2 separate regions of the Mus musculus genome follow, and region 1 is linked to region 2. Evidence: chromatin loops called from intact Hi-C (ENCODE). Cell type or tissue: heart. All regions are shown on one strand.

Region 1 (2,500 bases), 110 kb before region 2:
CTAGAAGGTCATGTGGGAAACTTCTGCATGAGGGGAGCTACTTAAATGGGCCATTAGGGCTCTGTATCCCAGGCCCCTTGTTTGGCTGCTACCTCCTCCAATGGAGGAAGGGCCTGCCTGGCTTTACTGTGGAGCATGAACAACAGCTTGCTGGCTGCCCAGTCTCACCCCACAGGACGCATAGCCCTGGTGGCCAGTCACTGCCCTCCAGAGAACCAAAGCTATCCATGTGAATGTAACTCTTTTGAAAGGCTCCCTCTGGAGACCAGGCAAAGGATGTATTCTCTCTGTGTATTTTCTTTCAGACAGAACCCCAAGAACCTGCATGAGATTGGGCTCTGGAAATGGTAGGGGAGGGAAGGAATACTTCTTGATGTGTGAGTATTCTAGGAGGCACCTCAGGGATCCCTGTTTAGTAGGAAAGGGATCAGGGAGCAAGTGAGTGTCCAAAGGCTTGAGGCACAGGCGTGTGTGTGTGTGTGTGTGTGTGTGTGTGTGTGTGTGTGTGTGTGTGTCCAATGGGCTGCCTCTGACGCAGATGCTGCATGGTGTATCTAGGGTTCACTACTACTGGGGTGGGTGGAGTAGTTTGTCTGGGAGAGGAATGTCAGGGAGTTGATGCCATTTCTTACCTCTGATGGCTCCTGGTGACAGAAAATCCTCCCCCTGTTTGCTGTCATCTTGGCTTAGCCAGCTGCTACCCTTCCAAAACAAGTTCATGTTCAGGTATGTCTCTACTATTACAGCCGAGACTTATAGATAAGGTCTTATTTCAAGGAACTATGAGTCTTCCTTTATCAGAGACCCCTGGATTTTGGCCTGTGCAAGCTGTGTGGGTAAGAACTGAGTGCCAGCAGGGTTGGTGGGTGCAGGAGAGAACAGAGGTCAGTACTTGATAAGGACCCTGGCCACATGTCCTGGAAAGAGGAGCAAACACAAGTTGCATAGAGGTAGGGGACATTAGATGTGATAGGACTCTGACAAACTGAACACAAGACATGGAAGTCAGAGGCTCTCCGGACAAGGCGGTTTGCAGCCCTGTGATTACACCACAGGTACTCATGTATCTATGGGCTAACTATGCGACTGATTTGTTAGAAATGCCAACACTTTGAGGGGCTGATCTCCAGGAGACATGTCACTGTGGCATGAGTAATCGGGGGGGGAGGGGGAGAGGAAGTGATGTGTGCACATACACCCCCATCTGATTCTCCCTCTCCATTCAGGTCCTTGCAGCAGAGCCCCGGTGGCGCTGCATTCTCAGCAAGACCAGCAGAGGGCAGTGTGCCTCTGAGAGGGCCGGGATGCCCTTCTACAGCTGGAATTCACATTTGTGCATTTTTTTGAGTGTGGGCCCACCTCTGGCATGGTTTAGAGGGTAATCTAGCCCGGGTCCTAGCTGACAAACCGTCTTCACCTCATCACCTCCTGTTCTAATAATACCACAGGATGTCACACAGTGGGGGGTAAGGGAACAGCCAGGACTCTTGGACCCCCTCAGTTCTGCTTGGCCCTGTGAAAGTCATGCACAGTCCAGAGCTGGATGTGAAAAAAAAGCAAGAAAAAAAGAAGGGGTTCCAGCCCAAGCCCAGGATTCATCATAACAGGAAGGGCACCCCCAGCTCGGTCTCTTCAAGGTCCCATAGAAGTCTGTGGATTTTGGGAGAGAAATAGGAACAAAAATTTATGATGGCCTAAAAGACAAGCACCATAGCCCTCAGAATGCCCAGGATGACACAGGAGCCCACAAGAGCTGCTTCACCTCTGTCCAGGGATGTCGCTCACAGGAGTGAACTTGTGATGTGTGAAGAGAGCTGTTTTAAGGCCAAGATGAGTAGCTGAGGGACCAGACCCTCCCTTCCTTGCAGGTTCAGTGACTAGCCGGCCTTGGGTCTGCACATGCTGGGCCTCAGAGCCAACAGCAGACTCTGAGTGAAAGCAAGCCAACCCAAGGACAGGGGAGTTAGAGAAAGGCAAAGGGGGGGTCTCAGCCAGGGGAGCATCACGCCAGGACGGCTGCAAGGCATGGAGTCATAGCTCCATATTTGCTCAGTAGTTACTGTCCCTGAAGCTTTGTATCTATCTGTGACATAGCCACGGTACACTGGGGGGAAGACAAAAGGTGATCTCTGCACCACAGGTAACCAAGAGGGCTAAATGTAGGCCATCCTCTGCCACAGGGATCAGTGGTACCAGCCACTACTACTCTCTTTGTTTCGGGGCCTTCAGGTGAGGGATTTCTATAACATCTAATTTTAGAGGTAGGCTTTCTGTTTTATAGGTAAAGAACTGAGGCCCACGGGGCTTAAGCTCCTTCCAAGCTCACATAGCTGATTACCCTCCCAGACACCCCGCCCCTGATCATCTGAGGAGTCAGCCCACAGAGAGCTCCCTAGCTCCCTAGGCCATGGGGATGAGATGTGTCCTGATGATGTCCCTGGCTGCCTGAGATGAGACACAGCGTAGCTGTGTGTGAGGCTCTCCTGTGACGGAAGACTAC
Region 2 (2,500 bases):
CTGGACGTACCTCCCCTTAGTCTCTAGGCCATGCCTTGGAATCATGAAAATGAGGGTGGGTCTCTGTGTGCATATGTGTAGACTAGCTGAATTGGCTGTGCACCCGAACCATTCAACCCTGTGAGTCCACGTCTATTTAACAGAATCCATCAGTGGCCAGGCATCAAGAGAAGAGTCAAAGAGCTCTTTAAGCTTTTACCTTTCTTACTCTCTAAGCCCTCCTTCTCTCCCTTCCCCACTCTCTCCATATGGCCATGGCCGGCCTCTCTCTTTCTACCTTCTCTCGTTTCTCCCTGCCTTTCTACAATAAAGCTCTAAAACAAGAAGAAGGAGAAGAAGAAGAAGAAGAAGAAGAAGAAGAAGAAGAAGAAGAAGAAGAAGAAGAAGAAGAGGAGGAGGAGGAGGAGGAGGAGGAGGAGGAGGAGGAGGAGGAGGAGGAAGAGGAAGAGGAAGAGGAAGAGGAAGAGGAAGAGGAAGGAGGAGGAGGAAGAGGAGGAAAAGAAGGAGGAGAAGGAGAAGGGAAGAAGAGGAAGAGGAAGAAGGAGAAGAAGAGGAAGAGGAAGAGGAAGAAGAGGAAGAGGAAGAAGTTGATAGAACTGCCTCCTACCTTGGTTCATGATCCAGTGTAGCCACTGGGCTTTCTGTATCTGGACAAGGGTTCCAGAAAAGTGATTACATAGCACAGGGATTTTCAGAAGAGAGTGTCAGCATTGATTAAAGACAATCTGCTTGCCTTAGTGGGTTGAAGCAGTTGCCATGGATTTGGGGGCTGGTGTCAATCCCAGGAGAAATAACACTCCTTGGGAAGTAAGCAGTAGTCAAATTCTATTGTGAAATTCAAGTATCAGCAAGTATATTTAAGAATACCTCAGCTTATATACCAATCTTGTGAACTGCTACTGCTAAGTTGATATCAAGACATTTATTTGTGGATCTAACATGTTCATTTAGCACCGACTTTGTACCAGAAGTTGAGTTAGCCAGGAGTGACTAAGGATCAGCATACTCTTCCTGTAAGAAATGCCTTGCTGGGCAGAGAGTACGTTAGTCCACTCTCCCTCGATATATCCAATGCACAGAAGCCTGTGTTGCTGGGAAGATGGACTTCCTGGAGGAAGAGGCTTGGGCAGTTTTTCTTTCTTTTTTTTTTCAATTTTTTTTATTTATTACATATTTTCCTCAATTACATTTCCAATGCTATCCCAAAAGTCCCCCATACCCTCCCCCCCCCCACTTCCCTACCCACCCATTCCCATTTTTTTTGGCCCTGGCGTTCCCCTGTACTGGGGCATATACAGTTTGCGTGTCCAATTCAGCAGGAGAAACTGATGTGGTCAGGTTTCAGACATATGTCTTCTTTTTACTTCTCTGTAAGCAGAGAGGCCATCTAGGGCTGGGGCTAAGGACAGATGTTCTAGCAAGAAACTGATGGTCACCCATTGGCCAGTGTCTGACATCTGTAGTAGGGGTGTCTGGGTGTTTGTGTGGCCACCTCAGCATGAGAACTCGCTGTGCTGCACTCTGTGTGTTCCTCCACAGGCAGGAACATTTCCCATGGACTCAGCCAATCTGGAGCTCCTGGTGGAGACATAGCGATCACTCCCTTACCGCCAGCCTGGCTGCCTCTCTGGACTGCCCAGACTGGACTGCTCCCCAGGAGGAACCCAGTCACCAACTCCTGCATTTATCTGTTTTCCATCACCCTGACTTCTCTGTTGACCCCAGATATTAACAAAACACTTTGTAATAGCCAAGTGTCTGTTGCCTGTACAGAAACCTCACCTTCCCAAGAGAGACTGAGATGGTAAAGTGCCCCCAAGGGGGCAGTTCGATTCATCGTGACTGGTTTAGGTCTGGGGTGCTGTCCTGGTGCTGGCAAGCCTCTTGGCTTCCCACTTCCAGAGCCATTTAGTTAAGATCAGTTGAATACTCCCTGGGGCCTCTGCTGGCGAGCGAGATGCTCGCCGGCAGAGGTCTGAGTTATAATGAGGCTCTGTTTGTTTCAAGATCTCATTTTGGTACCCCTTGGGGGAGAATGCTAACAGAATCAGAGAGCATTCTAGATCCTTCCTCCCAGTTTCTTAAGTCACTGTCAATAGGACCTTGGCAAAACCTGATCTCCATCTCCCTCAATTGAGCTGTAGAAACATCAGTAGGCCTCTGCCACCACACATGCCAGCAATCAAGTGAGCTCCCAGGAGACCTCACACTGCTGCCTGCATTGTATCAAGGGGTACTCTTCACACTGCTGCCTGCACATTGTCAGGGGGTGCTCCCCACACCCCTTCCTGCACAGTGTCAAGGGGTGCTCCTCACACCCCTGCCTGCATTGTATCAAGGGATGCTCCCCAAACCCCTGCCTGCACTGTGTCTATCACTGGGGTGCTTATTTGCTTGAAGCCAGGAGCTCAAAACCATCTAGGGTGTTGGAAAGGGAGACACTATAATATCACCTTTACATTATGGAGTTAGCTTATGTCAAGGTGCTGAGAGATTTATA

What was found. Hi-C counts contacts between places; a loop is a spot of excess contacts. Peaks named below come from ENCODE experiments on the same cell type or tissue, not always from the same donor. Only the 100,000 strongest peaks of a DNase experiment are listed, where the experiment ranks them.
Region 1: it touches region 2 in a loop (2.1-fold over the local background); 5 of 42 quality-filtered maps call a loop at or near these places.

Annotation. Positions count from the first base shown.
Region 1 is chr14:33,694,311-33,696,810 of GRCm38, forward strand. No RefSeq gene overlaps it. Among named protein-coding and RNA genes, the nearest start is that of Gm26228, 51 kb to the left of the region's middle. In heart, a CTCF peak has its summit at 1,275 (motif pointing right); a DNase peak (open chromatin) is centred at 1,281; H3K27me3 peaks cover 1,183 bases.
Region 2 is chr14:33,803,004-33,805,503 of GRCm38, forward strand. No RefSeq gene overlaps it. Among named protein-coding and RNA genes, the nearest start is that of 4930503F20Rik, 7.0 kb to the right of the region's middle. In heart, no CTCF peak of the experiment used is centred here; DNase peaks (open chromatin) are centred at 1,528 and 1,898.